2 separate regions of the Homo sapiens genome follow, and region 1 is linked to region 2. A link is a loop called in an ENCODE intact Hi-C map of the cell type or tissue named here. Cell type or tissue: stomach. All regions are shown on one strand. Links, peaks and the distances in the headings refer to the core of each region. The heading gives the core; the rest is flanking DNA. Region 1 overlaps PLXNB2 (plexin B2). Region 2 has its middle 6.2 kb from the start of PPP6R2.

Evidence for each region. Peaks named below come from ENCODE experiments on the same cell type or tissue, not always from the same donor. Only the 100,000 strongest peaks of a DNase experiment are listed, where the experiment ranks them.
Region 1: it touches region 2 in a loop (4-fold over the local background); 108 of 110 quality-filtered maps call a loop at or near these places.

What each region holds. Positions count from the first base shown.
Region 1 is chr22:50,273,878-50,279,236 of GRCh38, reverse strand. PLXNB2 (plexin B2) reads left to right here. Exons shown (of 37, transcript NM_012401.4): 28 at 226-382; 29 at 541-641; 30 at 718-802; 31 at 966-1,120; 32 at 1,224-1,384; 33 at 1,499-1,646; 34 at 2,331-2,395; 35 at 2,533-2,608; 36 at 3,274-3,348; 37 at 3,429-4,258. The coding sequence ends at 3,533. Among named protein-coding and RNA genes, the nearest start is that of MAPK11, 6.2 kb to the right of the region's middle. RefSeq lists a silencer at 2,863-2,932. In stomach, for the core only: CTCF peaks have their summits at 2,703, 2,909 and 4,667 (motif pointing left); DNase peaks (open chromatin) are centred at 2,876 and 4,686; H3K4me3 peaks cover 364 bases; H3K27ac peaks cover 1,098 bases.
Region 2 is chr22:50,334,468-50,339,826 of GRCh38, reverse strand. It overlaps a transcript of PPP6R2 not described here. Among named protein-coding and RNA genes, the nearest start is that of PPP6R2, 6.2 kb to the left of the region's middle. In stomach, for the core only: no CTCF peak of the experiment used is centred there; no DNase peak of the experiment used is centred there.

The sequences.
Region 1 (5,359 bases), core at 212-5,211, 61 kb after region 2:
TTCTGAGCCGTCCCCGTCTTTCTGTCCTGCTGAGCCGGAGCAGGCAGGGGAAGGGCAGAGTGTGGTCATCTGGGAAGCCTCGGGGGCTCGGAGCCGGGCTGGCGGGGGCCTGCTGCCCAAGGGTGCCGCTGTGGTGGGCAAAGCTGGCGGGGCAGGGAGTGGCTCCTGCATGGTGCAGGTAAGAGCAGGGCCTCCCACTGGGCTTCATCCCGGATGTCTCGGCAGACGGTGAGCGTGATCGTGCAGGACGAGGGAGTGGACGCCATCCCGGTGAAGGTCCTCAACTGTGACACCATCTCCCAGGTCAAGGAGAAGATCATTGACCAGGTGTACCGTGGGCAGCCCTGCTCCTGCTGGCCCAGGCCAGACAGCGTGGTCCTGGGTGAGTGCCGGCCCCTGCCCGTCTGCACACAGGCGCCCATGTGCCTGGCCTGTGTCCTGGGGCGGTATCCTGCCTGGCCAGCTTTCTCATATGGGAGTGGTGGGCAGTGGGAGGAACCTGGGTGGCTGGGGCCCAAGCTGGGCTGTCTCTTCCCACAGAGTGGCGTCCGGGCTCCACAGCGCAGATCCTGTCGGACCTGGACCTGACGTCACAGCGGGAGGGCCGGTGGAAGCGCGTCAACACCCTTATGCACTACAATGTGAGCGTGTAGGCCGGGGCGGGCGAGAACTGGGCACCCTGGGGGCACAGCCCACCCTCACCGCCGTGTTCCCCAGGTCCGGGATGGAGCCACCCTCATCCTGTCCAAGGTGGGGGTCTCCCAGCAGCCGGAGGACAGCCAGCAGGACCTGCCTGGGGAGCGTGAGTCCCTCCCTGTTGCCCGTTTCCTTCCAGCCCCTGGTGGTCAGCGTGGACCATGTCTGCCCTGGACACATGCACCCCTGCCCACCCTGCCACCACTGCTCCCTGTGGGACCCAGGCCCCCAGACCTGGGTAGGGGTCCCTCAGTGCCCGCTCCCCACAGGCCATGCCCTCCTGGAGGAGGAGAACCGGGTGTGGCACCTGGTGCGGCCGACCGACGAGGTGGACGAGGGCAAGTCCAAGAGAGGCAGCGTGAAAGAGAAGGAGCGGACGAAGGCCATCACCGAGATCTACCTGACGCGGCTGCTCTCAGTCAAGGTGGGCCCCCATGGGTGTGTGGGCGGCACCAGGCCGCCACGCTGAGACCCTCCCCCCCAGGAGCCGCGCCCACGGCGTCACGCTGAGACCCTCCCCCCCACAGGGCACACTGCAGCAGTTTGTGGACAACTTCTTCCAGAGCGTGCTGGCGCCTGGGCACGCGGTGCCACCTGCAGTCAAGTACTTCTTCGACTTCCTGGACGAGCAGGCAGAGAAGCACAACATCCAGGATGAAGACACCATCCACATCTGGAAGACGAACAGGTGAGGCTCCACACCCACCCCGCGGCCCAGCCCCGGCTCCGCCTCTCACTTGGGAGGCTCCACACCCACCCCGCGGCCCAGCCCCGGCTCTCATTCCCTGCTGCTCTGCCTCAGCTTACCGCTCCGGTTCTGGGTGAACATCCTCAAGAACCCCCACTTCATCTTTGACGTGCATGTCCACGAGGTGGTGGACGCCTCGCTGTCAGTCATCGCGCAGACCTTCATGGATGCCTGCACGCGCACGGAGCATAAGCTGAGCCGCGTGAGTGGGGTGGGGGCAGGTCTGGGGCAGGGAGGCCTGGGTCTGTCCCCAGGAGGCATCTTGTGAGTTGGGACCTTGTCTGGGGTGTGGATTTGAATATCTTGGGCTGGAGCCCTTGATGTAGGAGGTGACGGGTGGCGGAGGCTGGGGGCACAGGGGCCCGGCAGAGCCTGGGAGATCCCGAGAGCCCTTGCCCTCTCTCCTCCTGAGACCTCTCACCACAGCACACGAGCAGAGAAACTGAGTTTTACTACAGATCACAAAATAAGTAGTTTTCTTTTTTTTTTTTTGAGATGGAGTCTCTCTCTGTCGCCCAGGCTGGAGTGCAGTGGCGCGATCTCTGCTCACTGCAACCTCCGCCTTCTAGGTTCAAGCGATTTTCCCGCCGCTGCCTCCTGAGTAGCTGGGACTACAGGCATGTGCCACAACGCACGGCTAGTATTTTTAGTAGAGACGGGGTTTCACCATGTTGGGCAGGCTGGTCTCGAACCCCTGACCTCAGGTGATCTGCCTGCCTCAGCCTCCCAAAGTGCTAGGATTACAGGCCTGAGCCACTGCGCCCGGCCCATAGTTTTCTTGATGAAAGTGTCAGGAGTTCGGGGCAGGGGAAGCTACCCAGGGGTACTCTGAGCAGCCCCAGCCTGGCCCCCTTGGCCAGGCATCACTGGGTTTTGTCCCCAACAGGATTCTCCCAGCAACAAGCTGCTGTACGCCAAGGAGATCTCCACCTACAAGAAGATGGTGGAGGAGTAAGTCTGCCTGCCCTCCAGGCCAGGCCCCCATGCCCACCCTCGACCCCCTGCGGGGAGGTTCAGGCCTTGGTTTCCCCCACCACCCCCTTTGTGGTCCCTGCCGCCCACACTGTATGATGCTCCCACCCCTGCAGTTACTACAAGGGGATCCGGCAGATGGTGCAGGTCAGCGACCAGGACATGAACACACACCTGGCAGAGATTTCCCGGGTAAGGAGACCACCAGGGACGCACCCACAGCCCTCCCCGCTCCCACTACCCCATGCTGAGCCTGGCCCTGAGCTGCAGGGCAGGGGTAATGTGGTGCTGAGGGGGAGAGAGGGTGGGGCGGGACCTCGAGGTGGGCTCGGCCATGTGAAGTGAGCCACAGCTGCGTGTGGGGAGTATGAGCTGCTCCTGCTTGGAGCCAGGCCCTGCCCACAGCGCCCCCTCCCTGCGGCTGCACCCACGGCCGTGCCCACAGCGCCCCCTCCCTGCGGCTGCACCCTCGGCCGTGCCCACAGCGCCCCCTCCCTGCGGCTCCATCCACGGCCGTGTCCACAGCGCCCCCTCCCTGCGGCTGCACCCACGGCCGTGCCCACAGCGCCCCCTCCCTGCGGCTCCACCCACAGCCCTGCTCACAGCACCCGTCCCTGTGGGTCCATCCACAGCCGTGCGTCACACAGGGAGACACTGAGATGGTTGGATGTGCACAACTCTGCCTGCGTGGGTGTCTGTCTGAGGCTGTGCCACATGGGGGGCCCCAAGTGCCAGCTGTGCCCAAGGCCCCAGCTGCTTCCCCGGGGAGGCCTCGTCCTGGGCGTCCCGTACTACTCCTGCCAGCCCTGGGGCTCCCACAGCCCCTTTTCCACCCTGACTGTCCCGTCACCCCCCAGGCGCACACGGACTCCTTGAACACCCTCGTGGCACTCCACCAGCTCTACCAATACACGCAGAAGTACTATGACGAGGTAGGGTCAGGCCCCCGGGGGCGGGGGCAGGTGGGGTGCTGGGCGGTCCCCCGGTGTGCTCTGATGCGACCCTCCCTCAGATCATCAATGCCTTGGAGGAGGATCCTGCCGCCCAGAAGATGCAGCTGGCCTTCCGCCTGCAGCAGATTGCCGCTGCACTGGAGAACAAGGTCACTGACCTCTGACCTACAATCTCCAGTGCTGCCTTGGGACATAGGTACCTGAGGTACCTGAGAGCCCCTCAGGGGAGGAGGCCGAGTGGCTGTGGCTGAGGCCCCCACCCTCCCCTGGAACGCGCCCCAAGCCGGAGTGGGTGCAGCCGGAACCCGCCCAGCGTCTAGACTGTAGCATCTTCCTCTGAGCAATACCGCCGGGCACCGCACCAGCACCAGCCCCAGCCCCAGCTCCCTCCGGCCGCAGAACCAGCATCGGGTGTTCACTGTCGAGTCTCCAGTGATTTGAAAATGTGCCTTACGCTGCCACGCTGGGGGCAGCTGGCCTCCGCCTCCGCCCACGCACCAGCAGCCGCCTCCATGCCCTAGGTTGGGCCCCTGGGGGATCTGAGGGCCTGTGGCCCCCAGGGCAAGTTCCCAGATCCTATGTCTGTCTGTCCACCACGAGATGGGAGGAGGAGAAAAAGCGGTACGATGCCTTCCTGACCTCACCGGCCTCCCCAAGGGTGCCGGCACTCTGGGTGGACTCACGGCTGCTGGGCCCCACGTCAAAGGTCAAGTGAGACGTAGGTCAAGTCCTACGTCGGGGCCCAGACATCCTGGGGTCCTGGTCTGTCAGACAGGCTGCCCTAGAGCCCCACCCAGTCCGGGGGGACTGGGAGCAGTTCCAAGACCACCCCACCCCTTTTTGTAAATCTTGTTCATTGTAAATCAAATACAGCGTCTTTTTCACTCTGCGGGTTGGCTGAGTGTTCCTCCTGGGGCTGCAGTGCCCCTGTCCACCACCCCTTCCCTGGGCTCTGTGGGTCCTGCTGGGAGGGGAGCTGTGGGGAGGTGGAGGGGGCTGGGAGGGGTGCTGGGGGAGGTGGAAGGGGCTGGGAGGGGTACTGGGGGAGGTGGAGGGGGCTGGGAGGGGTGCTGGGGGGAGGTGGAGGGGGCTGGGAGGGGTGCTGGGGGGAAGTGGAGGGGGCTGGGAGGGGTGCTGGGGGAGGTGGAAGGGGCTGGGAGGGGTACTGGGGGAGGTGGAGGGGGCTGGGAGGGGTGCTGGGGGGAGGTGGAGGGGGCTGGGAGAGGTGCTGAGGGGAGGTGGGGGGGGTGGGAGGTGGGACTGCTTCTGGTGCCATCTGGTGGCTTCTTTCGTGCAACACATTCTTACCAAATGCCCGCTGCACACCACGCATGCACTGTCCTGAGCGCTAGGAACAGCAGCAACCAGGACGGGCAGGGCTCAGAGCCTCCCCTGTGTGCCAAGAATACAGACAGCCCAGGCAGAGGGCATTCGGTGCTCCAGACACAAAGTGAAGGCCCAGCTTCAAATGTGGCTGGATCCAGGCACACATCCTGAGGTTCTGCTGGTCTGGACTGCTAACCCACTCACGAGGATCCATTCTCAGGCAGCCCCAGCCTGTCTCCCCACCTGGGCACGTCATGGCTGGGGTCTCTTGATGGGCAAGGCCTCCATTGATCGAGTCCCCTTTGGACTGGGGCAGCTCTGTAGGGACCAGCCCCACAGGGTCAGTGGGTCTCTCCGTGTGCGGCGACGAGAGAGTGTAGAAATAAAGACAGAAGACAAAGAGATAAGAGAAAAGGCAGCTGGGCCCAGGAGACCACTACTACCAATGCATGGAGACCGGTAGTGGCCCCGAATGTCGGGCTGCGCTGTTATTTATTGGATACAAGGCAGAAGGGGCAGGGTAAAGAATGTGAGTCATCTCCAATGATAGGTAAGGTCACGTGGGTCATGTGTCCACTGGACAGGAGTCCCTTCCCTGCCTGGCAGCCGAGGCAGAGAGAGAGAGGAGACAGAGAGAAAGACAGCTTACGCCATTATTTCTGCA
Region 2 (5,359 bases), core at 291-5,290:
CATACCCCACACACCACACACACATACCCCACACACACCACACACACACCACATACCACACACACCACACACCACCACATACTATATACCACACACACAACACACACCCTACACACACCACACACTACACACCAATCACACCACACACAACACACACTCGAAACATACACCACACACCCTACACACACACCACATAACACACACTACATACCACACACACCGCACACACCATACCACACACACCACACACACACTACATACCACACACACCACACACACACCACACACACACCACACACCACATACCACACACACCACACACACAACACACACCCTATACACACCACACACTACACACACACCAATCACACACCACACACAACACACACCGTAAACACACACCACACACCCTACACACACACCACATACCACACACACACTACATACCACACGCAAGCCACACACACCACATACCACACACTACATACCACACACACCACACACACTACACCCACAACACACACCACATACCACACACAACACACACCCTACACACACCACACAATCACACAACACACACAACACACACCGTAAACACACCACACACCCTACACACACACCACATACAACACACACTACATACCACACGCACACCACACACACCACATACCACACACACACCACAAACCACACACACTACATAACACACACTACATACCACACTACATACCACACACACCACACACCACATACCACATACACCACACCACATAACACACTACATACCACACACACACACCACACACACACACCACACACCACATACCACACATACTACATACCACACACACACCACACACCCTACACACCCACCACACCCTACACACCCACACACACCACATACCACACACACTACCACACACACCACACATACCCCACATAACACACACACTACATACCACACACATCACACACCACACACCACACACACACCACACACCCTACACACACACACACCAGACACCGTACATACACACCACACACACCACATACCACACACACTACCTACCACACATACCACATAACACACACACTACACACCACACACACACCACACACCCTACACACACCACACACACCACATACTACACACACACCACATACCACACACACTACATACCACAGACACCACACACCATATACCACACATACTACATACCACACACACCACACACCACAAACACACACCACACCAAACACACACACTACATACCACACACACCACACACCCTACACACACACCGCACACACACACTACACACACCACATACCACATACACTACATAACACACACATAACACACACTACATACCACACACCACACACTCTACACACACCACACACCCTACACACACATACCACACACACCACATACCACAGACACTATATACCATACACACACCACACACCATATACCACACACACTACATATACCACACACACACCACACACCACACACACACCACACACTACACACCACAAACACACCACACACTTCACACGCACCACACATAGACACAAACACACCACACACACACACCAACACACCACACACACCCCCGACACACACTATACCCACACAGCACACACACACCTCACACATCGCACACACATACCACACACACTACATACACATGCACGCACATGCACACACACCACATACCACACACCACACACACTACACATCACACACACCACACACACCACACACATCACACCACACATACACAAACACACCACACATACCCCCCACACACACTATACCCACACAACATACACACCCTACACAGCACACACACCCACACACACCACACACATCACACACACATGCACACACCCCACACACCACACACACTACACCACACAGACCACACACACCACACACCACACATACACCACACACAGACACACCAACACACCACACACACCCCACACACACACTGTACCCAGATAGCACACATGCCCCACACAGCACACACACACCCACACACACACCATACACATCGTGCACACTCCACATACCACACACACTACATACCACACAGTACACATATACCACACCGCACACACACCACACCACATATGGCACACACACACACACCACACACACCACACACACACTATACCCACACAGCACACATACCGCACACAGCACACACACCCCCAACACACCACACATCGCACACACACTACACAGACACACAGACCCCACACACACCACACATCGCACACACTATACACACACGCACACACCCCACACACCGCACACACACCACACATCGCAGACAAACACTACACACACTACATACCACACACACCACACACGTACCGCACACACACACCCCACACACACCACACATCGCACACACACACTACACACACACACCCCCCACACAGCACACACACACCCACACACCACACATCGCAGACACACACACCACACACACATGCAGGCGCACACACACACCCCCACATACCACACACCACACATGTACCACACACACTGCACACACACCACACACACACACCAATACACCACACACATACCCCACACACACTATACCCACACAGCACACACGCACACACCCCACACACACCACACATCGCACACACACACTGTACACACAGACACACCACACACACACACACACACACACTCTCTTCATCACCACCTTCCCTGCTTGGTTTTTCCTCCTTCAAAATTGTATCACTAGTTATGGTTCAATAAAGGGACAGAGACCACACAATGATTTCAACAGGGAAAGTTTGATATAAAAATATTATCAACAAGAGGGGATTAATTATAAAGTAATGAAGTTAAGTTTGTGTTCAAGAAAGGACAGTCTAGCCTGGGCAACACAGCGAGAGCCTGTCTCTACAAAAATTTTTAAAATTAGCTGGGCATGGTGGTGCACGCCTGTAGTCCCAGCTACTCTGGAGGCTGAGGTGGGAAGATTGCCTGAGCCCTGGAGGTCGGGGCTGCAGTGAACTGTGACCACGCCACTGTACTGCAACCTGAGTGACAGAGCAAGACCCTGTCTCTAAATTAATTAATTAAAATAAAGAAGGAACAGGCCAGGTGTGGTGGCTTACACCTATAATCCCAGCAATTTGGGAGGCTGAGGCAAGAGGATCACTTGAGGCCAGGAGTTTGAGACCAGCCAGGACAATACGGTGAGACCCAGTCTCTAAAAAAAAATTTTTCTCTACTAAAAACACAAAAATTAGCTGGGCATGGTGATGCACGACTGTAGTCCCAGCTACTTGGGAGGCTGAGGCAGGAGAATCACTTGAACCCGCGAGTGGAGGGTGCAGTGAGCTGAGATCGCGCCTTCGCACTCCAGCCTGGGCAACAAGAGCGAAACTCCATCTCAAAATAAAATAAAATAAAATAATGACCCTGCTGATAAAAGTTGGAGAAGACCTAAATAAGTTGACAGACATGTCATATTTTTGGTTAAAATTGGTTTAAAAATTCAGGCTGGACGCGGTGACTCACACCTGTAATCCCAGCACTTTGGGAAGCCGAGGTGGGTGGATCATGAGGTCAGGAGATCGAGACCATCCTGGCTAACATGGTGAAACCGCGTCTCTACTAAAAATACAAAAACAAAATTAGCCGGGCATGGTGGCAGGCGTCTGTAATCCCAGCTACTCAGGAGGCTGAGGTGGGAGAATGGCGTGAACCCAGGAGGCAGAGCTTGCAGTGAACCAAGATTGTGTCACTGCACTCCAGCCTGGACGATAGAGCAAGACTCTGTCTCAAAAAGAAAAAAAACATTCAACATTGTGGCTGGGTGCAGTGGCTCACGCCTGTAATCTCAGCACTTTGGGAGGCCAAGGCAGGCGGATCACGAGGTCAGGAGCTCGAGACCAGCCCGGCCCACATGGTGAAACCTCATCTCTACTAAAAATACAAAAAAATTAGTCGGGCGTGGTGGCAGGTGCCTGTAGTCCCAGATACTGGGGAGGCTGAGGCAGGAGAACGGCGTGAACTCAGGAGGTGGAGTTTGCAGTGAGCCAAGATTGCGCCACTGCTCTCAAGCCTGGGTGACAGAGCGAGACTCCATCTCAAAAAAAAAAAAAAATTAGTTGGGTGTGGTGGTGCGCACCTGTAGTCTCACCTACTCGGGAGGCTGAGGCAGGAGAATCACCTGAACCCAGGAGGTGGAAGTTGCAGTGTGCCGAGATTGGACCACTGCACTCCAGCCTGGCGACAGAGTGAGACTTCGTCTCAAAAACAAAACAAAACAAAACAAAACAAAAAACAAGGGCCAGATGCGGTGGCTGTCACCTGTAATCCCAGCACTTTGGGAGGCCGAGGCGGGCAGATCACAAGGTCAGTTTGAGACCAGTCTGGCCAATATGGTGAAACCCCGTCACTACTAAAAATACAAAAATTATGGCTGGGCGCGGTGGCTCACACCTGTAATCCCAGCACTTTGGGAGGCCAAGGCAGGTGGATCACCAGGTGAGGAGATCAAAACCACCCTGGCTAACACGGTGAAAACCCATCTCTACTAAAAAAAAAAAAAAAAAAAAAAAAAATTAGCCGGGTGTTGTGGCGGGCACCTGTAGTCCCAGCTACTCAGGAGGCTGATGCAGCAGAATCGCTTGAACCTGGGAGGCGGAGGTTGTGGTGAGCCGAGATTGCGCCACTGCACTCCAGCCTGGGCGACAGAGCGAGACCCTGTCTCAAAAATAAAAACAACTCAACATTGTTAAGATAGCAATTCTCCCCCAAATTGATCTGTGGATCCAATGTAATCTCTGGCAAAATCTCAGCAGGTGTTTTTTATTTGTTTGTTTGTTTTTTGACACAGAGTCTCACTCTGTTGCCCAGGCTGGAGTGCAGTTGGTGCGATCTTGCCTCCTGGGTTCAAGCGATTCTCCTGCCTCAGTCTCCTAAGTAGCTGGGACTACAGGCACGCGACACCACACCCAGCTAATTTTTTGCATTTTTAGTAGAGACAGAGTTTCACCATGTTTGCCAGGCTGGTCTTGAACTCCTGAGCTCAAGTGAGCCACCCACCTTGGCCTCCCAAAGTGCTAGGATTATAGGCGTGAGCCACCGCACCTGGCTTCAGCAGGTGTTTTTGTTGGTGGTGGAAATTGACAAGCTAATACTGAAATCTGTATAGATATGCAAATGATCAAAATTGTGGGCGGCAAGCCACCCAGGTGCCAAGGCAAGAGACCAAAGAAACAAGCTGTTCCAGTATAATAAAGGAAACATATACGACGAGAAGCTATACTAGAAATAGATTATATATATGATTATATATGAATATTACTAATT